Linked DNA regions of Homo sapiens: region 1 is linked to region 2. The links are chromatin loops, found by intact Hi-C in ENCODE. Cell type or tissue: ovary. All regions are shown on one strand. Links, peaks and the distances in the headings refer to the core of each region. The heading gives the core; the rest is flanking DNA.

Region 1 (12,268 bases), core at 1,889-9,888, 91 kb before region 2:
TTCCCATTTGTTCCTGTCCTTTTCCATTCTGCTCTGTCCTGAAAGAATGACCAGCGTGGGCAGCATCACACTGCTCCTGCATCCTCAGGCTTCTGGTTTGTTTTAAACAATGGGGAATCCCAGTAGAAACAGGAGAAAACAAGAATATCAGAGTGCTAATTTCCCTAGTTCCCTCCCTAAGCTCCTCTGAGGTTACCTGTGTTCTCCCAGGGTCATTGCTCCTATCAATATATTATTCTCTACAGGACTCTTCCTTTGCATTCCAGTAAGCTCTCCCTCCCTGATTTCCTCTGGGCCTGGGATCAATAGCAGCTCTGCTCTTGCTCACTCCAAGTTCCCTGGCTATGTCTTATGGTTCCACTATTCCCCCTTCACACTTTGTAATTTGGCCCTTTGAATAAAACAAACCAAAATAAAATGGACTTCACCTCAAATTACCCTCATCTAGTGTTTGTGACTTCTGACTTCCCTTTCCTTTTGGGGCCAAATACAGGTATCTACACTTTGCTATGTAGGCCATTTGCTTCAGGAAGATGTTATGCCAATGATGGGTCTGACTGGGTGAAAGGCAATCAGAACATTTTATTTTTCTTCACCAAAGTGGTTGGGAGGAGGCCACTAGGCACACAACCTAAGCTAGCCTAATTAGAGCAATATTCAAGACATTCGCATGGAATTTTAGACACAAATACTTTCTCTCTCAGTGGGTGAAACAAAAGTATGTACCAGTCTAATTATTGCCGGTACACATCCAACAAACATAAGGATCAGCCTTAGAATGAACTCAACATGTGGACAGCAGAAAAGAAGAATAGAAAGAAACCAGATCGTTGATGTAAACTGGAATGAATCCTGAAACTTGTCCTTTTGGATTTTTGCAAGCTAATAAATCTCCTTTATTTTTATTTTTGCCTGTGTCCACTGGCTTTTCTTTTCCTGGCATCACAATGCATCTGAACTGATACATGTTCATCTGGTGATTTCTCACAAATTTTCCAGCTGGAAATAGATATGGGTAATGAAATAAACCAGGAAGGAGAAACTCACAAGTAAAGATCGTCTTTCCTTTTCGGAGGCTCCTTGAAGTATTTCCAAGTGGTGGATAAAACTGTGTGTGCTAGTGAGTTCATTCAGTCACTCTGGAACACTCTTGGTAGGAATCCAGTTAAGAAATTATGTAATCCACATGATCCTCTCCCACTGCAAACTCAGCTACAACCTAATGTCATTACTGGCACAGTTATCTTGTAAACAAAAGCTCAGTTCTAAATAGTATTTAGCAAAGCCATTATGCACAAGTCAGATAGACTGATAGTGGCCTATAAAAAAGCTTTTTAAATGATCCAGAAAATGTTAAGAACCTTTGAGAAAAAAAATAAAAATAAGGGCAGACAAAAGGTAGATGATATTAATTAATATATGATAAAGGCAAAGAAAAGTTGCCAATATTCCTAAATAATTACACAAACTCAAGGGGAATATGAAAAGCTCTACAACATCTCAGAAGTGGATGTATCAGGGGATTTCAGAGCTGTCTACTTATCAGAAACCATTTCAGACATAGAACTGTATATCCAAACAGAGCCAAAAGTACAATGACAGAAGTGCTTTAGAGTAGTTAAAAAATTATGAACCAAGAAGAAAGGATAATATTAAGAGCTGAAGGGAAAAAAATATATTTTTCTATTACTTTATACCATGAAACATGGGAATATCCTAATTGATGACCCATTGAAGATCAGGATGTCCCAGAGATTTGAGCAATCAGTTTCTAATGGGTTTGACAATAACGTAACTTTATAATTGATGGTATGTAGAATTCCATAAGGCATAGTGAGATTGGTATGTTCATTCATTTATTTATTCAACAAACATAAATTGAGTATCTTTTATGTGCTTGTTTTAAATGCTAAGAACATAAGAGTTAACAAATATACTGAAATAGCTGCCCTCATGGAGCTTACATTTTAGGGACAGACACAAAATAAATTAGATAAGTAAGAAAATATATATACAATGTTAGTGCTAAGTGCTGCAGAAAAAAATAAAGTATGGCATAAAGGTAGAATGTTCAAAGAAGAGTGGAGGGTGTTTAAAAATTTTATACAGGACATTCAGGAAAGAGTTCACTGAGAGGGTAATGCTTTGATGAAAGACCTGAAAAAAGTTAGAAGGCCAGACATGTGAATATGAGCAACTTTCAGAATTGAATTTGCCCGCAGAGAGAATATCATGGAAAAAGGTCCTGCAGTGGGAGCTTGCCTAGTAACCTTCAGGAACATCAAGGAATGCATGCAAGCTGCGGGTCAGTAAGTGAAGGGGAGGGTTGCAGATGGGGCTAGGTAGTTAATGAGGAGATGGGGCAAATCATATAGGGCTTTATAGATCATAAGAGGACTTCACTGTAAGTAATATGGAATGCTATTAGAGGGCTTTGAGCAAAGGAGTGACATCATCTGGTTTATGATATAATAAGATTTATGTGACTGTTACGTTAAGAGTAGCCTGAAGGCAGCCAGGCACGGAAGCTCACGCCTGTAATCCTAGCAGTTTGGGAGGCCGAGGAGGGTGGATCACAAGGTCAGGAGTTCAAGACCAACCTGGCAAAGATGGTGAAACCCTGTCTCTACTAAAAATACAAAAAATTAGCCAGGCATGGTGGCAGGTGCCTGTAATCCCAGCTACTTGGGAGGCTGAGGTAGAGAATGGCTTGAACCCAGGAAGTGGAGGTTGCAGTGAGCTGAAATCGCACCACTGCACTCCAACCTGGGCGACAGAGCGAGACTCTGTCTAAAAGGAAAAAAAAAAGAAAAAAAAGAAAAAAAGGGTAGCTTGAAGGCTAGAGATGATGTCTAGGGTAGTAATGGTGGAGTTGATAAGTAATAGATTTTTAGATTCATTAGACTTTTTGTAACCTACAGAAAAGTTTCAAGAGTATTACACAAAACTCCCTGTATGCCTTCCAACCAGATTCATCAGTTTGCTGACATTTTGCTCCATTTACTTTCTTTAACCATCCTTCTCTATGTTTCATTATATTATGTTTTCTGAACTACTTGAAAGGATGTTAGAGACATCATGCCCTACAATTGCTAAATATTTTAGAGTCTATTTTCTAAGAACAAGGATGTTCTCTGAATATGTTTTAAAAATAGAATCAACATGTTTGCCAATGGACTGAAGGTGAGCAATGAGAAAAAAAGAATTGTCAAGTATGATGCCAAGACTTTAGGCTTGAGCAACTGAAAAGGATGGAAGTTACCATTAAATGATGTGAGGAAGTCAAACAAAGGGGCAAGTTTGGAAGAAAAGGTCACAGATTTAGTTTTGGACCAGCTTTATTTGGGATGCCTCTTAAACTGCCTGGGAAGGCAATTGGATATAGAAGTCTGGAGTTCAGAAGAGATATCTGGGTTAGATACCTAAATTTGGGAGTTCGTAGCATACACATGATATTTAACACCATGAAATTGAATAAAATCCCCTAGGAATTAGTGCAGCTGGGAAATAGAAAAGCACCAAAGATGGAGCTCTTGGTCCCCCAAAGTCTAGAGGTTGAGGAGATAAGAGGGATGCAGCAAAGGAGACCAAGAAGCAGCCAGAAGAGAGAAAGTGAGGGAAGAGGCAGGTTCAGAAGCCAAGTGAGAAAACTATCTTGAGAAGGAAAGAGGAAATAACTAAATGCTTCTAATAGATCAAGATAGGGACAGAGATAGGAATATTAGGTTTAGCAAAGAAGTCGCTGGTAACCTAGCTAAGGTGGCATGCTGGGGGTGAAAGCTGGCCTGTGGTGAGTTCGGGAGCAAGTGGGAAGAGAGAAATTGCCAACAGAGTGTAGACCACTCTTTCAAGAAATTTTTCTTAAAATTTAGGAGAGAAATGAGGTAGTATTTGGAGTTTAGGTGGTGAACAAGAAAGTTTGTTGTTGTTAATATGGGAGGAATAGCATGTTTATATGCTGATGGGAATGAACTAGCAAAGAGAAAAGAAAGTCATGATGCTAGGAATAGAGAAAAACATTGTTGACAGGAAGGGATAGATCGAATATATAAGTGGAGGAGGTGGCCTTAACTAGGAGCTTAAAGAGTTCATTCCTAGCAACAGAAGACAAATTGGAACATTATATGCAGGCACTGACAACATGCATGCATATGCTAGTGGCAGCTTGTGGAAATTCTCTTTGATTGCTTAAAATAGTAAATAGGAAACAAAGTTAATAGCTGAAAATTTAGATATGGGGGAACATTTGGGGAAATCTGGGAAGATAGGAAAAAGTATGATATTTGTTTAGGGAAGTGGGAGAGTATATTGGTTAGAGAAATAGAGCATTCAGGGGCATTTGATTTAGTGATTTGCCATAAAGGCAAAGACCAGTTAGCATAAGGTAGTGTTCCCCCAGCCATATTCAGCAGTGTGGGTGCAGGCACGAAGTAGGCAGAGCTGAATTTAACAAGGGATGTGTGTTAGCCAAGTGAGTATGACAAGGCAAGAGGGACAGTGCTTGAGGATAAATTCAAGAGGTGAGTAGGATGGTTACATGTGGAATTTAAACCATTTTAAAAGGGATGAACATAAAGGGGGAGATAGACAATGAAAAAAATTGCAGAATCAACTGTCACTGAGCAGCCACATATGGTTAATGTGGGTTATGCACTACATACACGTAAGGTAACATCTTTCAGGTGGGCATCATCCATAAATGGAATTTAAGATTTGGGTACGCATTGTAATTTTCTGAAAGATGGCACTCAACCATCTTGTTTTATCAAAAGTGATCTTTTACAATAGTTTCCAAAAGATGGAGTTGAAATATCTGCTAGGCATGGTGGTTCGTGCCCGTAATCCTAACATTTTGGGAGGCCAAGGTGGGAAGACTGATTGAGCCCAGAAGTTCAAGACCAGCCTGGGCAACATAATGAAACCTTGTCTCTACAAAAAATAAAAACAAAATCAGCCAGGCATGGTGGCAAGCGCCTGAAGTCCCAGCTACTCAGAGGCTGAGGTGGGAGGATTGCTTGAGCACAGGAGGTCGAGGCTGCAGTGAGCTGAGATTGCACCACTGCAGTCCAGCCTGGGTAACAGAGTGAGACTCTGTCTCACAGAAAAAAAAAAAAATCTTGAAGAATTCAAACAAAGGCATCCCAAGGGCCATCGGTGACCCTCCCAATGGATGTGAGGTCCTATTCAGTTGAGGGGTTATTGGAATTGGAATGCAACAGGGAGAGTACTGGGAACAAAAGAGTCAGTGATCAGAGAGTGGAGTGTTTCCAGTTGAGATTATCATCACAAATAATTGTTACTGTTCATCATGACAAGGTCAAGACTATGATCACGGGAGTGGGTGGCTAAGTAGAGGAGAGACCAATGGTCTAAGAAGATCAACTCCCGAAGGAAGCATGGGGAGAAAGGGACAAGAACATTTCACTGGGGAATTAATATTTTAAAATTTATTCAGCAATGCTAAAATGTTTCATTTTTTAAAAAGTATTAAAATCTTAACTTTTAAAATTCTAAAACAATATTAATGTTAGAGTTATAAGAGATTTAAAAGATTTAACTTATTAAAGTAGAATTTCTGTACATTTTTCTTTTTTTTCTTTTTTTTTTTTTGAGACAGTCTTGCTCTGTGGCCCAGGCTGTAGTACAGAGCACAATCTTGACTCACTGCAACCTCTGTTTCATAAATTTAAGCGATTCTCCTGCCTTGGCCTCCTGAGTAGCTGAGATTACAGCCGTGTGCTACCATACTCAGCTATTTTTGTTTTTGCAGTTTCAGTAGAGACAGGGTTTCACCACGTTGGCCCACCTGGTCTCGAACTCCTAAACTCAAGTAATCCACCCACCTCAGCCTCCCAAAGTGCTGGGATGACAGACATGAGCCACCGCGGCCAGCCTAGAATTTCTGTAAATGTTAATTTCAGTAAACATTTGCATTCACCAGTTCACCCAAGTCTGTGTTTGTACTGGATACTGTTTCTCGGCAAACAACCTGCATTCACTCCTCTTTCTGTGCTCTCTCCTGTATCTCTGGAGCTAGAAGTTTGGGCATTACATTTCTCAGGCTCCCTTTCCTGAGGGGTTTGGGTGAAATTTGCATTCTGCCAGTGCTCTCACATGAGATTTGGAAGGCAATGTAGACACTGAGAAATTCTCCCTCCAGCGGCAACGGCAGTAGTTTTACAGAGGCTGGCTGAACACCCAGCTCCCTCACCAGGCCTAGCCTCTGAGCAAGGGCAGCTGTGATGCTGTTGGCGGTTTGCTGCAGTATCTTGACCTCTGGGTGGCAGCAGCAACTTGCCGAGCTCTGGATTGCACTTGCAATGGTGCTTACCTGAAAGCTGAAGGCAGCCTGATGATGATCACTTCTCTAGCCTTTCCAACACTCCTTAAGTTGCTTTGATTTTTCTTTAATGAATCTGGACTGACACAATATTTCATGCCAAGATTGGTTCCAGAGCTTCAAAGATGAGAATCTTGTTGTTTGACCTGGTTGCATTTGCTTACAGTGATGACCTAATTGCCTAATTCTAGTGCAAAATAGAATTATGAAGAGACATGGCACATGGTGGCAAACACTTCCTTGAATTAACACCTGTGGTTGTCGGAAGTGAAGGACCTATTGAAATCAAGAATTGTGGAGACTAAGTTGACCGCTGCTCTAGAGTCTGAAAGTAGGAAAGAGAACGAGAAAGACCATGGGGTGTGTCATCTACTTCTGACTGCACCAGAGACCATAGAAAGAAAATGGCAAGCTGGGAAACTTTACACTTTTGGATCAAGGCCTGGTCAAGGACTAGAGGACTTCTAGGACCCTTGTAGCTACATTGCTGATATAGCCAAAAATCAGACCTAAGGTCCGCTTCTGCATGTTGCAAAATTACAGCATAAAATAAATTCAAAGACTTGCCAAGTCTCTTACATGAAAGCTAAAGTTCTTATTGTAAAGAGTGGGCTATGAGAACTGGAACAGGGGCATTTGTAGGATTTGGGTGAATCCGAGGACTTTGAATGCAAATCCTCCTGAGGCACTTACTTGTCAGGAAAATAAGTCCCTCTGTCCTCGTTTGTCCTTTCTCCCTTGTCAACAGACTATTGATTCCACTACAGGCCATTACGTAACAAGTGGCTCCTAGATTTCTAGAAGACCAAGCCGGACCTCTACTGACTACATCAAGACCCTGACTGATAAAATGCCCCTTAACCTTTAAAAAGTAAGAGAGCTACTTTGATTGAAGTTTCACTGCACTGTGTGTACAAGTTGGTTTTGAAGAGATTTAAGACTAAGGGAGGGAGGTGGAAGAAGAGAGCCATTTGTTGAGTTGCACACGTGTTCATTTGAATAAAGATGCACTTCTGGTAGATCCTGGGGCCGCTGCTTTTGATAAATCCACAACATATTTTAATTACGGCAAGTTTTGTCATGGTATCAACACAGATACTTAAAGTAGGAATGACAGAAGTAGAAATGATTATTCGGGTTGGGCGCAATGGCTCACTCCTGTAATCCCAGCACTTTGGGAGGCCAAGGCGGGCAGATCACCTGAGGTCAGGAGTTCGAGACCAGCCTGGCTAACATGGTGAAACCCTGTTTCTACTAAAAGATACAAAAAGTTAGCCAGGTGTGGTGGCGCATGCCTGTAATCCCAGCTACTCAGGAGGCTGAGGCAGGAGAATCACTTGAACCCAGGAGGCAGAGGTTGCGGTGAGCCAAGATTGCGCCATTGCACTCCAGTTTGGGCAACAAGAGCAAAACTCCGTTTCCAAAAAAAAAAAAAAAAAAAGGAAAGAAATGATTTTTCTCTGATTTCATATGGGCACAATGTCTCATATTTTACAAATGTATAGAACACCATGATGCAGGCATTGGGATGAAGCTGGGCTGAAGGCAATCTGCAACTGTTGCTATCTTTGGTACCTCTTGCTAATGCAGACAGGGGACCTTGGGGGCCCAACTACAGTGATATATAAGAAGAAGATTCTTTGTAAAGTGAGACAGAATGAAAAGACGGATGAGGAGGACAGGCCCTGGGCCTGGTGGAGGAGGAAGTCAGGTTGCTGTCCTGGCAGCTGTCTCTCAGCCTGTGATGGCCCTGGGATTGTATTTTGTTGCTCTCAGGAACTGGTGTCCTAGCTCTATTAGGCTATTGCAATGTGAAATGGAGAGTGATGGTTTGCCAACTTCAGAAACATCTAGACTAATAGTAATAATAACTAGAAGCATAATAATGATGCTAATAATATCTTTCATTTATTGACCACATGCCAGGCACTGAAGTGCTGAGTGCTATTCAGGCATTAGCTCATGTAGTCCCCACAACAGCTCTATGAATGAGATACTATTAGAATCCTGAATTGCAGGGTTGTAAACCTGAATTCACAAGAGGTTAAATTCCTAGCTAAAAATCACATAGGCACTTAATGGTAAAGCTGGGACTCAAACCCAGGCCTTTCTTGCTTTAAAACCCAATACTTTAACCATTATACTTTTCTAACTTCCTGTTGACACATGTCTTAGTCTGTTCGGGCTGCTGTAACATAATACTATAGTACAGGTGGCTCACAAACAACAGACACTTACTACTCACAGTTCTGGAGGCTGGAAGTCCAGGATCAAGGCACCTTCAAATTCAGTGTCTGGTGAGAACCCACTTCCTGGTTGATAGATGGCTGTCTTCTTGATGTGTTCTCACATGGTGGAAGGGGCAAGGACTTCTCCAAGTTCCTTTTATTAGCACACTAATTCTATGCATGAGGGTTCTACCCTTATGACCTAATCACCCCCAAAGGCCACACCTCCTAATACCATGACACTGGGGATAGGTTTCAACATATGAGTTTGGGGGTGGGGGAACATACCTATTCAGTCTATAGCACAACATGGCCTTATGCCCTGTAAGTTTTATCTATTAAATATCTCTCAAATCTGTCTACATTTTCCCACCACCATCACTCTAATAATAAATACCACAGTCTTTTCTAAAGGATTACAGCACCACCTTCCTAACTGGTCCATGTTTATTGATTCTGGCTCCACTTCTAATCTGTTTTTTCACATTTTAGCCAAAGAGAACATTTTAAAACATAAATCTAATCATGTTGCACTGAGAACACTTTAATGGCTTCTTGTAAAGGGCCATCCCTTTGGTTCAGTTTTTAAGACTGGCATAGTCTGCCCTTGGCTCTGTTTCCAGCTGTACTGGGCCCACCATTCCCTAAACCTCCTGGCCCCTCCCTTGCTTTTTCTTCTGCAACCTCATCAGTCTTCCTCAGTTCCTGCAATGCACCATGTGCTTTTCTTCCATAGAGCCTCTGCATATGCTGTTCCTTCTGTCTGGAGCGCTCTCCCAATTTCCCACCTGCTCACGTTCACCTAGTTCCTGCACCTCACTGTTCAGATGTCACTCCCTTAGCAAAGCCTTTCTAATCCCTGAAATAAATTAATTCCCCTCCTTTTTTTTTTTTCTGAGTCTTGCTCTGTCACCCAGGCTGGAGTGCAGTGGCACGATCTCAGCTCACTGCAACCTTCGCTTTCCAGGTTCAAGCAATTATCCTGCCTCAGCCTCCCGAGTAGCTCAGATTATAGGCGCCTACAACCACGCTGGCTATTTTTTTTTTTTTTTGACAGAGTCTCACTCTGTCGCCAGGCTGGAGTGCAGTGGTGCAATCTTGGCTCACTGCAACCTCCGCCTCCCAGCTTCAAGTGTTTCTCCTGCCTCAGCCTCCTGAGTAGCTGGGCCTACAGGCATGCGCCACCATGCCCAACTAATTTTTTATATTTTTAGTAGAGATGGGGTTTCACCATGTTGGTGAAGCTGGTCTTGATCTCTTGACCTTGTGATCTGCCTGCCTCGGCCTTCCAAAGTGCTGGGATTACATGCATGAGCCACCGTGCCTGGCCAATTTTTGTATTTTTAGTAGAGATGGGGTTTCACCATGTTGGCCAGGCTGGTCTCGAACTCCTGTCCTCAAGTGATCTGTCTGCCTTGGCCTCCCAAAATGCTGGGATTACAGGTGTGAGCCACCATGCCTGGCCAACTCCCGTTCTTGAAAGCTCTCATAGCAACATTTGCCTTTGCTTGGAGAATGGGGTTTTATAAGTATTTGTGTGGTTCTCTGATGAATGTCTGGCTCTTCCCCCATCATACTGTAAGCTCCATGAAGGCAAGAGCCCGGTCAGAGTTTGCTTACCACGGTAGCCCCAGCACTTAGGACAATATTTGTTATGTGGTAAGTGTTCAAGCAATAGCTGTTGAGTAAATGGAGCTACAACACCCTTCCCTGGGGTGTGTGAAACTGACAAGCCCTTTGCAAAACTCTAAAATGTGCTTAGTCCTTCTACAGAGGATAAAGTTTAGCTGAGAATGGGATTTCAGCTGTATAGGGAATCAATGCCAGCAAGACAGCTCTATGCTTCTGTCTGTCTCAGCCTGTGAGAACAGAGATTAGGCCTAGTAGAGGAGTTTTAGTTGGTGGAAGCAATGTTTCAGGCTTGTGTTTTAAGTGGCTCACTTCTCAAGTAAGTAAACCCAAGAAAGTAGTTGCTTAACGTGTAGAATAGCAAGTTGGTGGCCAGGTGCAGTGGCTCACACCTGTAATCCCAGCACTTTGGGAGGCCGAGCTGGATGGGTCACCTGAGGTCGGAAGTTTGAGACCAGCCTGACCAACATGAAGGAACCCTGTCTCTACTAAAAATACAAAATTAGCCAGGTGTGGTGACGCATCCCTGTAATCTCAGCTACTCAGGAGGCTGAGGCAGGATAATTGCTTGAACCTGGGAGGCGGAGGTTGCAGTGAGCCGAGATTGCACCATTGCACCCCAGCCTGGGGAACAAGAGCGAAACTCCATCTCAAACAAACAAACAAACAAAAAGAATGGCAAAGTTGGCACAATAACTTTCTACCCATCTTCAAAAGCCGGCAGGGTGGATTGATTCTATGAAGGTAGGGATTGAGAGGGTGAGCTGAGCCATTCTGATCTGTTTCTTCTGAGTGGCAAGCCTGGAAATCTGGACCCCATTTTGTGGCCACTGGGCACAGAGGGCTGACCTGGAATAATTATGCTCTGGTGGTTGTCTCCACAAGGGGCTCTGGGGGTGCCCCAGGATTGTTGCCCTCAGGCAGAGGCAGGGCATACATTGAGAGTGATCCCAAACACTCCTCCTCCAGGCCCAACTTTTGGAGGTAGCAAGTTCTGCAAATAGAGATCCATTGTTTGGTTTCTCTCTCTAAAAAAAAACAAAAGTCAGCACAAAGAAGAGGAACACATCAGATTGGTTTACCAGATTTGTTTCAGATGTTATTATTTTGACACGATCCAGAAGAAGGAGAATTTGAAGAAAATGGAAAGCTAGGCAGTGGGAATGTTGGCAGCAGGTAAGGGAAAGGCAGGCAGCAAAGAGAAACTTCATCTACTTTATAAACTGCTCCTTCCTTTCAGCAAATTTAGAGGATAAATGACTGTTTTGTTCAGATTGGAGATTCAAGGGGGGGATTATTACTTTTAAGATTATTGCAACATGGCTTCGATTATTTTAGCTGCAATCATCCTGTTGGACTTGGACTTCACTGTTGGTGAAGAGAGACTGTGTTTGACTTTGCCTGGATACCATAAAACCACAACAAAATAAATTCTCCTGAATGCTACCAGGCAACACCAAGATCTCTTACACCACGAGAAGGACTTGTGGCCAAAGATACAAATGGCTCCGCAATGTACAGGGTGCATACAGTGCACCTGAAGAACCTAAAAGTGGTTTTTAGAATCATCATAATAAACAGTCAAGAATTAAAGATGTCAAGCGCTTTCTCAAGAAGTCTAAACTTTATACATAACATTAAAAAAGATCTATAAAGCCTGACCAGTCTCCCTCAAATTAAGTTATTTGCTACTGACTTGGCAGCCAAAACGATTTAGGATCTTTCGGAAGTTGATGAAAAAGGAGCCAGCGGGTTTTGCTCTTTGCTCTGCATCACGCCCTTCCTGGGACCATCAGGGAACCTCCCAGCCTTTCAGGATAGGTTCCGCTCAGAAAGGTCACCCGGGCAGTGGAAACCGTGGGCAAAAGTTAGCTGGCAGGACAGCGCAGCTCCTCCAGGCAGCGGAGGCAGCGCGTCCCGGCTCTCAGGGACATTTCCTTCCCACCTCGACCCCCGGGAGGTGGTCCCGGTATAAAGGCTCGCTGAGCGGGTGGGTCACAGCACAGCTTTGCAGCTGCGGAGAAACGCCCAAGGCCGTGCATCTCCAGGAGGTAGGGAAGCCTGCGAGCCT
Region 2 (12,268 bases), core at 1,658-9,657:
CTCCTCTCCCCATGTTTTATATTATTAATGTCACAATTTACATCTTTTTATATTGTGTACCCATTAACAAATTGTTGTAGCTTTAGTTGTCTTTAATACTTTTGTCTTTTAACTTTTATATCAAAGTGACTTGTATGGCACCATTACAGTATTAGGATATTGTGAATTTGACTATATGTTACCTTTACAATGAGATTTTACTTTCATATATTTTCATTTTGTTAATTAGCTTTCTTTTATTTTAACTCAAAGAACTCTAACATTAATTTTTTGTAAGGTAGTTCTAGTAGGGACTAACATCCACAGTTTTTGTTTATCTAGGAAGGTCTTTATCACTCCTTCATTTCTTAAAGACAGCTTTTCTGGATATAGTATTATTGGTTGACAGTATTTTTCCCCCACCAGCACTTTGATTATATTATCCCACTTTCTCCTGGCCTGCAAGTCTCTACTGAGAAAACTGCTTGTAATCTTACGGAGTTTCCCTTATACATAACAAATCACTTTTCTCTAGTTGCTTTCAAAATTTTTTGTCTTTGACTTTTGAAAATTTGATTATAATGTATCTTGGTGAAGATCTCTTTATGTTTAATCTTTTTAGGGCTCTTGGTATTCATGGATATTAATGTTTATTTCCCAGTCTAGATTTGGGAAGTTTTCTAACATTATTTTTTTTAAACAAGCTTTCTTCTTCTTTCTCCATCTCTGCTTCCTCTGAAACTCACATAATATGTATATTGATTAGCTTCATGGTGTTTCATATGTTCCATAGGCTTTCTTCTCCCCTTTTCATCCTTTTTTTCCATTCTTGATCCTCTGACTGAATAATGTCAAGCCTGTCTTCAAGCTTTCTGATTCTTTCTTCTATTTGATTGAACCTACTGTCGAAGCTGTCTATGCAATTTTTTTCAGTTCAGTTATTGTGTTCGTCAGCTCCAGAATTTTTGTTTTGTTCTTTTGTATGGTTTCTGTCTCTCTGTTGAACTTCTGATTTTTTTCAGGTGTTGTTTCCTGATTTGGGTTAGCTGCCTTTCTGTGTTCTCCTTTAGCTCACTTAGCTTCTTTGTTAGAAGATTATGTTAAATTATTTCTCAAGCAGTTCATAGATATCCATTTCTTTAAAGTCAGTTACTAGTATTTTACTTGCCCCTTTGGTAGTGTCATATTTCTCTGATATTTGGTTTGTTGTGGCCTTGAGCTGGTGCCTATGCATTTGAAGACATAGGCACATTTGCCAGTCTTCAGACTGGCCTTAGCAGGGAAAGCCCTTCATCAGTCAGCCTGACCAAGGATTCTGAAAAGGTCAGCTGGAAGGGTTCATGGATAGGCATGCTGCTGAAATCCTTGGGAGGACTGGCCTGATGTTTTCGTCAGGGGACAGATGGTCCTCTCATCATCTTAGCTTATAGGGGCTGAGTTGATATTTTGGACCATGGGAGTAAAGCTGGGACTATGGTCCATTGTGGTGGGCCTGGAGACTGGGTCTGTGGAGGATGGCCTAAAACCTGAGTCCACAGAAAACAGTCAGGCAGTGGGGTGGGCTTTTGGTCTGAGTTCATGGGGGTCATCCTGTACTGGAGTTGGTCTGGCACTTGGGTCTGTGAGGGCAGTCCTGAAACACAGATCTGCATGGGCAGGCCCAAATCCTCGGTCTGAAGGGGCCAACTTGACACTAGAGTTCACTGGGGCAAGTGCTGGAGTCTACTTTGAAGTCAAGTGCTCACTTCACTATTCTCCCTCATATGGAAGTTATCTCTCCATGGTATGCAGTACAGGCTTGGGAAGGGGGTGATATGGGTGGGTAATATAAAACTGTTCTTCATACCCTCTTCAATGTATGTGTTTATTTCTGTGCTCTACTCAGGCACTATATTCCTTAGCTCTCAGGCAGATATTTTTGTTGCATGTGAATGGGTTGTTCAAATTGATGTCTCTGTGAGGAAATGAGCACTGGAAACTGCTATTATGCCATCTTGCTGATATCACTTTGTTTTCAGATCTCTTTTAAAATGTGAGGGTGCCTCAGAATTTTACCTCTTTTTCACTATGTTTACATATAAGATGATAATCAGATGCACTCAAGTTTGCCTCTGGCATCACAGCAGTTTCTCTTCAGTGACTACCTTCAGGACATAGGTAGCTGAACCATTTTCCTTATTAGGAAACAAATGTAGATACAGTAGTAAGTTTTATTCTGGTTTTTCTACATGGAATTTACTGATAACAAGCTTACTCTGGATGTAGATTCTCATATTTTCTAAAGTTTTATATAAAATATATCATGCATTCTTATAACTCATTGAAATTTAGTTATGATGTTTGTTTATATGTAAAAATACCAACATGTTATATTGTTATTTATCAAATTACATGAATTCATTCATGTCTTTACATCATTGCAAGTAACTTTTCTTGGGTTCCAATTGTTCTGGGTTTCAGTGAAATAATATACTTGCTTAAACATATACTAATTTAAAATGCAATCAGGTATTGCTTAACAATGAAGATACATTCTGAGAAATGTATTATTAGGCAGTTTTGTCATTGTGCGTACATCATAGAGGGTACTTACACAAGCCTAGATGGCATAGCCTACTACACACCTTGGCTATGTGTTAATAGCCTTTTACTCCTAGGCTATCAACCTGAATAGCATTTTACTGTACTGAACACTGTAGGCAATTGTACTACAATGTTAAATATTTGTGTGTCTAAACATATCTAAACATAAAAAGTACAGTAAAAATACAGTATTATAATTTCATGGGACCACAGTTGTATATGTGGTCCATCATTGGCTGAAATGTTATGTGATATATGCTTATACTGGGGGAACGGATTGAGAATGTAAACAGAATATCTTTTCCAATTTCCCCAAAGACACAACATATCTATGACAAAGATATAATAATTGTAACAAAAAATATGAGTTTATTTTAAAATCAAGAGTCTCTATTTTACTTCTTTGCTCTTCCTAAGATTTCTCATCATGTTGCTTTTTCAAAATCTCACTTCCCATTTATGAGTATTTGAAATATAAGTCTTCCTCTTTTAAGATGTCTTAAACCTCATTACCTTCTGGTGATTTGAGAAGTAACTGGTTAAAGACAAAAGAAAGTGATGGGTCTGTGTAAAAATTAGAACTTAAGTCCTACCTACAAACATTTAAATTAAAATGTTTTCTTGGAAGGTTGCAGGATGAAGGAAAATACATTTGGGGCCCAGATTCTGCCTACATGCCACTACTTGGCAATCCATGTTTTTTATTTGTGTAGGCTCTTGGGTGATGATGTTTAAGAACTGGAAAAATGGTATCATATTCAGGAGAAATAGTTATGCAAAGGGTGGATGATGATATGGAGGTCAGAGGGGAGAACTAGATAGTGGCTGCCAAAGTTGTCTGGTTAGAGAAGTAAAATGGTACCTTAGATAGGCAGGCTCAGAGGGTAGAAATATACAACCAAGTTTGGTTGGTTAAACTGAGGAAGCATATGAATTAGTAAGAAACTGATAAAAAAAACTAAGATGTCTAAGATGGTTTGGAGAACTCCATGATTGGCTGCCTCAAGAAAGCTATGGCCCCTTCCCTGTCCTTGCACTATCGATCTTTTGATCCAGAAGTCCTCAGACTTTTGATCCAGTCCTCAGAAAAGTGCAAAAGTGGGCCTTGAACACTTTGTTCATTTTGAAATAAATGGAGGAGGCAGCATCTCTTGGTGGTCAAGTGTTTGGCTGTAGTCCCAAATAGAAATAGGAGCAAATCTTGACCCCCTTTGAATGCAGTGTATCGAACATAGCATACAACTAATGAGAACTACTGATCTCATTATTATTGGGACCGTGCTGCTATTCTCATTGTTACTGGGACTGTTTAAATTTTTAGAGCTTAGTAGTTAACATTGTAGCTGGTGCAGCAGATGACTGGGGCACAGTGCAGACCATGCCCCTCAGCTCTGAGGCCCTCATTCCCAGCTCTCCAAATGTTGCCTGCTGAAGACTCACAGCTGAGCCTCTCCCCAGGACTGGTCCTCAGCCCCGGGGATCTGCCTTTCTCAAGTTATACCTCCTCCCAGGGCCACCCCATATCCAGCAACTGGCCAATACCTGGATGCAAAGTCCCAGCCCCTTGCCTTCATTTTGGACATCTCTGAAAGACTCTCCTAGCTTCAGCTGCATAATTGCATGAGTCCAGCATCTCCCTGTGTCCTAATTCTGCTTCTCCACACTTAAAGTTTTTAGTTCTTGAGAGCACATGCTAAAAAACCTCCTGCTGACAAAATTCCTTCTAGAATTTGTTTCCCTGTTATCCTGACCTGTGACACATGATATAATAATAATACCAAGGCAGATGCAAATATAGACATGTGAAAGGAAAATTATTCTGTGGATTCATAGGTGAGCCAGTTCCCATAAACATTTCCTGCTCTGTTGAGGAGGCTCAAGTAGTAGTAAGATGGGCTGAGAATGAGGATAGACAAGGTTGAAGAACTGGAGATAGGCGGTCAAGATGTCCGTGGATAGGAGAACTCTTTATAGTTTGTAGCTCGGGAAGATAACTGAGCATCATGGCCTAGCTTGGAGGTGCTCTATTGACCAGCTGGATTCTGGCCATATCGTTTTTAATATAGTACGGGGGAAAGGGAGTAAGGAGGGTTTCATTTGACTTTGGCACTTGCTTGCTGAGATACCCATTTCTGACACGGTTTCCTCATCTGTGAGTTGGGAATTGCGTCTACATTGCCTATCTCCAGATAGGTTGTGATATGTAAAGTTATTCTGGAAACCCCAATGGGCAATTTGGACGTGAGAGTAGAATGAAGTGATTGAAGGTATGGGCTTTTGAGTCAGACAGATATCCATGCTCCACGTTTAGTGTCTTGTGTCACCTCAAGGGAGTTGATGAACCTCGTTTGCTCCAGTCTCTTTACATGTAAAATTGGTGAGGGTGGAGGATATTTTCTCATACGGTTATTGCAAAGTTTTAATTAGATAATATGTGTAGTAAATATATGCAACATATGCCTGCCACATACATTCTAAATAGAAGATAGATTTCTATTATTATTAAAAGTAACCTTTAAAATTATTCATTACTATACGAATAAACTTGAGCATGTGAGGTTGGATTGACACTCAGGAAATTTATTTGTGACATCCACCAGCTGCTGTCTCATGTGGAAACCCCTGCAGCTGCCGCGGTGGCCACAGGTTCTGGAGTCCAGTAGATCTTCTATTATGAGGAGGGTCACTAACGCCACGCTAGATCTGAAGCAGCGGAAAGCAACAGCACCACCTGGTGCTCTGTGCAGGATTAACCACTGAGTGCAGGTCTTCCAAGTGGCTAATTGAATTACATGGTGGGGGTTGAATTTGAGATTGCAATTTCTAACACTGGCTCTTTAAACTCTGTGATTTGACCTTATTTCTCAGGTTCACTCTTTTAGGTGCTTGCTGTTTTTCATTTCATCTCCATCTGAGATTTATGAGTTTTGTTGTTAAAATTGTAGCTCTCTTTACGTCTTGTCAAGGGGACAGGTAGTATAAAATATAGGTGAAATTGTGTCAAATTATTGTATCCGTGCTGGATACTGACAAAATAATATATAAATATATAATATAAATATGTAAATATATAAATATAAGTATTTATATGAGAGAGGGAGAGAGAGAAGGAACATTTAGATCACAGGGTGAGACTAAGAAATAATATTAGCAGTAATTTGAAATGCAAAATCCCAAAATGTGAAAATGTAAAATTGTAAAATCCTGAACCTACTTAAGATAAAGAGCAGTAATTTGATGAAAAGCAACGACCAAACTTTGAAAGCACTCTCTGAGAACAGTCATGTTTGTTTGAGAGAACTGTGGGTTTTTTAAAAGTCTGGATTAAATATTGGACATAAAATATACGAACACTGTGACCAGCTTTTCTCCCCCCTTTTCCCCATTCCACACCAAACAATGTATTTTGAATTGTTGAAACTCTTGGTATTGGAATACAGTTTCAGGTTAAAATAAAGTGGTTCTATGAAGGTAGTATTTCAGGACATTTTTCAAGACTCCCTTTCTTTCTGGTGCCCTGGTATTGCTAAGAGCTCATAACAGGAAAATATTTCATAGTTTTGGTGGCTTTCTTGCAAAAGCAGGAGACGCCACATTTTACAGGAGGGAGCTGGCTACATGTGGCAAGTTTGTCCAGCCTCAGCTTGAAGTCCTTCTCAAGGCTTCTGTGTGTGCTCTCTGATTGGAAATAACCTTTCATCCAAGAGATCAGTTGTCTTCATGTTTTCATTAACATGCACCTTTATATGTAATTCAGTAGGAAAACTCTTAGATGTGAAGGCAGCATTTTCTCCTTAGCTTCCATTGTAGCAAACAGTAGGAGGGTAGGCTTTCATGTTTTCCACAAGAATAATCTTTAATCATGTAGAAGTGATATTTTTTAAATATACTAATATATTTCATGTCACTGTTCTGAACTTTTCTTTGCATTTACAAAACTTGGACTGTGATGTAATTCTTTTTGATTCCTGTTTCCCTGATGGACTCTCAGGGACCAAACCCATCCTCTCAGATTGCATCCACAGCTGGTCAGCAGAACGGCTGGTACATGTGAGGGGCACAGTGGAATTCATTAAATTAGTGAATCAAATAATCAGCAAATTGATCTGGTCAAAATTAGATTAGGGTAAGAGTCTGACTACTAAATACTGTTCATTATTCTGTAACTCTTCAGCCTTCATTCCAGTTTCTAGATTTCTGGCGTATTTCCTCACCCCCACTATTCTTTAGCTTCCTTGTTCACATCCGAGTTAATGGTCTTCTCTGTGTACGTGGCAGGTTATTTGTGAGAATCCAAATGAGAAATGTATACAAAACATGAATAAGTTCAAGTGCTGTACAGATACAAGGTAAAAGGTATTTTCATTACTTTACTATCCGATCATTGTCTCCTGCAACATTATATCCACAAATAGAGGAAGGAAAAGGTGTCAGGAAAAAATCCACAAAAGTTCTGCTTGAAACTGTTCAAATGTGGTCTTGATTTAGAACTAAAAGGTTTGAAGTGCCACAATAAGCTGTGCTGTTTTTCCTCCCACTGTATTGATTGCTTTGTGCTCTCTATTGTGATTATTACTCTCTGAGTGCACATCTCCATCCCTGCACTTCTGTGTGATTCACACAACCCTTTATCCGAAAGTCTAAGGACCCCAGCTTTGTTTTCAAACTCAGAATCTTTTGGATTTTAGAAACGTGATACGGTGCACATACTATTTATTATGGTTCACTCTCAATCAGAGTCTGTGGCAGCACCTTGCAATCAAAGACGTTGATATTTCTGCAGAGAAAAGTATGAATTTTCACATTAAGTGGAATAATGAAAGACTATAAATAGTCTTTTCTCAATTCAGGTCAATTTTTTGCTACCAAATTATTTACTACAAAGTTACAAAACTGAGGCCCATCCAAGGCTTCAAGGCTGATGCATCTGTCCCCTCCTCTCTCCCACACCCCCATACATACGAGATGACAAATTCTTCGTGAGATGAAAGCATTTCCACATTGTTGTCACCCTAGAAGCCAACCCAGTGCCTAGCACATTTTCTAATATATGTGTCCTTATATAACTGCCACCATTGTGACAAATACATTAAAATTTGGTAAATTGTAATATTTTTAAAATATTTGTTTTTTAAAAAATAGATTTTGCTTTATATAGTTCTAAAATATTTTTTAGAGGTTAAGAATTATAAGATAAATCAAACACACTATCAGATCTATCCACCCTCTCCCACTTATACCTTCCCACCACATGAGACCAAACTTTCCAGATTTGAATGACATAATTTCAGACATCATAAGATACTTTAATTCATATTGGAAAAATCGTGTAATTTCTATGTAACCTTTCAGCAAAAGTCTTAGATTTACTATATTTTGTCACTTTTCAAATAGATATATCACTAGGGTGTAGGGTACTGCCAGTATCTAATGTGTAAAGGCCAATGACATTGCTAGACATCCTATAATGCACAAGACCACCTCCCACGACAAAGAATCATCTTGCCTAAATGTCAATATTGCTGAGGTTAAGCAACTGTAACTTAGGAACGGAGATAATTATATTCCTTTCATCCCATCTGCCTTAGATTTAAAGTGAAATGATACTACATTTTGCAAATATAACTTTAATGAAATTGGGCTCTTTCAATCTAGCCACTGGTTTTAAATACAAAAGAAATGCAACTCCAATTCTGAAAGTCTTAAGAGCAATGTAAGTCTTTACTGACATTCACTTGAAAAAAAAATTGAAGCAGTCATTAGAGGACTCAACACAGGCAAGACTCCCTAAAAATTCTCTTAACTCATCTTTTCCCTCAAGCCCACAGCTGTAGATAGCTATTAATTTTCTCTCTTCTCGTCTGTCCCTTCGCATCAATCCATGTCAGAACTCATGCAGAGTAACTTTGGTTGCCCTTGTTCTTTGCAACTTTTAATCCATTACTTGTCTGATTAAAACAGGAAAGGCCTAGGAGACAGGCCCAAAGAAATAAGCCTAGAATCTTTTCATTATGGAAAACAGAGTGAGGGAGGAGGAGAAGGACCCCTCCACTCCCACCGCCCCCCCACACATGTAAATGCCTTTATTTCAGTTAGCCTTTGCTGTGTAACAAACTACTCCAAAACTCTGTGGCTTAAGCCAATCAGAATTCATGCTTTCTCACAGTATGTGGATTTGCTGGTTAGTTCAGTTAAATATGGATGGTTTCATAAGGACACATATATAAGACAATATACCAGGCAGGGGGCTGATCTTTAGGAATACGATATTGAGGAAAATGCTTTCTTCCTACAAGGAATTTGTATCAAGTATGTATGGATGTGAGAGAGAGGAGGTATCAGACACATCAGTCTCGAAGTCTTAGGCCTCAGTTTGTTGACTTCACTTGGGTTCACCTGTGGCTGAGTTCATCTGCAGGGCTGACTGAGCTTGAAGATCCAAGGTGACCTCATTCACGTGCCTGGTGGTTAGTTCTAGGTAACAAATGAGACATCTGAATTCTTCCACAGATGGAAACATCTTCTAATATAAACTGCTTTCTTTGCACAGTGGTTTTAGGATGGAGATCCAAGACAGCTAAAACAGAAACTTCACGACCTCTTAAGGCCTAGAATCAGATGACATAAAGTAATTTCTGCTGCATTATTAATTAAAGCAAGTACCATACGAGTTCAGATTCAAGGGGAAGGGAAATTGATTCTACCCCTGGATGGGAAGGACAAAGTCACCATACAAAAGAAGGATGCATAGTTGGACCACAGGATTTTGTGGCCATAATTTAAAATCTGTCCTCTGGTCACTACTGTTTGTTTTCTTTCTGCATGGAAAGTACATTCATCCATTCTCAAGGTATCAAAAGTCTCCTCCAGCCTTTGGTTTGGCATCAAGCTCTAAGTCCTGTGTTGCATCGTTTGCATCTTGTCCAGATAGAGATGAGGTTCCTCAGGTGAAATTTCTCTCAATCCATAGACCCGTTAACTAAAAAGAGAAGTTACCTGCTCCCCACTTCTTCAACATGCAGTGATGAGGCAGGAGTGGGGTCACTTCAATAGATGCTTCTGTCCAAGGAGTGAGAGAATTGAACAGAGGGAGCAATTGTGGTCCAGCCATTCTGAAATCCAGTGAGCCACACGTGGCCAGTTCGTTTTGTCCAGGGGCAAGGCATGTTCCTTGCTATCTTGGTAAGAGATGGCTCAAGATTGCAACTGATAGTTTTCTTAGCCTTCTTCCTAGACACACAAAGTTGTGGTTCCAGTCTCCTGTTCATTTGGAGTGGTGCTGTCCCTTCAGTGAAAGCTGGCTTCCTAAAAACTTGTCTGTAGTGCATTCTGTGCCCCCAAAATCTCAGCTTTGAAACAAACATTGGACACATATGAGGCTGCTGTGGGCAGTGCCCTAAAGATTCTTAGAAGCTGGTTTGTCTAGTTGAGAAGGTCAACTGGGCACTACCTTAAATCTTTCCAAATGTTCTCTTTTTTCCCCAGCCTTATTGAGGTATAATTGATGAATACAACTTACATATATTTAAGTTGTACAGTGTGATGATTTGATATACATATAAATTGTGAAATGATTACCACAGTCAATTAACACATCCATTATGACAGATAAAGAAAACATGACACACACATACAATTGAATATTATTCCTCCATAAAAAAATAAGGAAATCCTACCATTTGCAATGACATGGATGAACCTGAAGGACATTATGCTAAATTAAATAAGTGAGATACAGAATGAAAGGTACTGTGTGATATCATTTATATGTGGAGTTTAAACAAGTCAAACTCTTTCTGAGTTTTCAACAATACTCATACCTTTGATTTGCTGTTACCCTGAAGCGTTTTCTTACTTTGCAAATCTTTTTTTTGGAAAGACTAGGAATAAGAAAATATCTTATTTTTCAGTCCATCATATCCTAGGCCTCTGTGTTTCCTCTGCCTTGTGTCTGCAAATGAAACAGCTCATTTCTGTCTCTTCCAGCACCTTATAATGTTCAGCTAAAAGAAGCCAACTGACACTTTCAGCATTCTGCAAGGAAATCTCCCTAGCCAGAATCATGAGTTCAAGTTACTGCAGGTGACAGAATATATAATGTACAAAATATGTACGGCTCTTTCTCCAATTTCCAATGGCGGTTCCCTCACTGCCCAATCAGCCTCCGCTAATAGGCTCTTTGTGTCCTTCCAATCTCCTTCCCCTATTTGGTCGCAAGACCAATGCCATATGTCTTAGATTTTTGTTAGAGCAACACCACACTCCTGGTAGCAATTTCTGTTTTGGTTAGCTTTTCCTGTGCAACAAACCACCACCAAATCTTAGTGGTGTGGAGCAACAACAGTTTAGGATTTCTCATGTTTCTGTGAGTGAGTTGGGTGTTCCTTCTGCCAGCTGTGCCTGGGCCCATTCACATGGCTACATGCTGGTGGGGTATCAGTTGGACTGGCAGGTCCAGGGCGGCTCACTCATGTATCAGGCAGCTGTTGCTGGCTGCCATCTGAGGTACCTCAGTTCTCCTCCAAGTGACTTTTTTTCTTTTCTTTTCTTTTCTTTTAGCTGTATTTTTACTCATTGAAACACTAGGTGAAATCAGGGTAAAGTCAACTAAAGGAAAAATGGTTATTTCATTCATTTGTACTTAAACCAGTCAAAAAAGTACAAATGTCATTATGATGCAGCAAATACAAGACCTCTTTCTACAAATATTAGCACAACCAACAAATTAGGGGATATAGTAAAACAGAGCCGAAAAGGGTGAGGAAATCAATGAAGTATGTTACAGCTTAACTCTTTACCTCAATAGAGTTTTTAAAAATAAGTAAAGCCTCCCAATCCCCAAAAATAGGAATATACCTTCATCACACCAATTTGTACTTTTATTTCTTATTCTTGAGGTTTAGAATCTATCCTCCAAGTGACTTCTTATTCACGAGGATCTTAGACCAGTTTCCTTGTGTAGAGGTCTCAGAGCAGAGTTGAATTCCAATATAGCCAAAGTGGAATCTCAAGTCCTCTTAAGGCCCAGCCTCAGATGTCACTTAAAATCACTTCTGTCATATTATTGATCAATGTAGATCTCAATGCCAGCCCAGACTCAAGGTCTGGGGAAATGAGACCACCTCCTAAGAGAAGAGGCAATAAAATCACATTGCAAAGGATGCGCTGATCACAATGGGAAGAATTTATGGTCATATTTGGAAATCTGCCACAGCCTGGTCCTGTAAATGTCTTTCATTTATATATTCAATTTTAAAATCTTAACATTGAGTAGTTATAAGCACCTGTAAATTGTCCATTTTCTTGTGTTGGACTATTCAATATACTTTATTCCCTACCCATATATAATAAAGTTAGTGGTAATTTTAGTAATTGTAGATATGCAATCCGGATAATATAATTCTGTTCCCAAATCAAGTCATTTGACTGTGTTTGGTAATTAATAATCATTACCTTGTCACTGTATGCCTTTGCTGTTGTTTTCCCCTTTGTATTCACGTCATTTGGTTGTGGGAAGAAATTCAATCTGCATTTGTCTATTTTTTCAATTTCATTCCAATATTTTATTGAGGTGTATTTGCCTGCAATGAAAATGATGAAAAATCTTTATTAGATACTACCAGGAATAATGTGATTTTAAATGTGTGATTTGTTTTAAATGAACATTTACATTTATATTTTTAGATAATTTAAATCCTTAAGACAT

What was found. Hi-C counts contacts between places; a loop is a spot of excess contacts. Peaks named below come from ENCODE experiments on the same cell type or tissue, not always from the same donor. Only the 100,000 strongest peaks of a DNase experiment are listed, where the experiment ranks them.
Region 1: it touches region 2 in a loop (10-fold over the local background); 73 of 110 quality-filtered maps call a loop at or near these places.

Annotation. Positions count from the first base shown.
Region 1 is chr6:152,637,169-152,649,436 of GRCh38, reverse strand. It overlaps SYNE1 (spectrin repeat containing nuclear envelope protein 1), which reads left to right and starts at 12,075. Exons shown (of 146, transcript NM_182961.4): 1 at 12,075-12,248. In ovary, for the core only: no CTCF peak of the experiment used is centred there; a DNase peak (open chromatin) is centred at 6,246.
Region 2 is chr6:152,545,808-152,558,075 of GRCh38, reverse strand. All of the region lies in intron 3 of SYNE1 (spectrin repeat containing nuclear envelope protein 1), which reads left to right. It also overlaps the pseudogene NANOGP11. Among named protein-coding and RNA genes, the nearest start is that of SYNE1, 85 kb to the left of the region's middle. In ovary, for the core only: a CTCF peak has its summit at 5,304 (motif pointing left); a DNase peak (open chromatin) is centred at 5,265.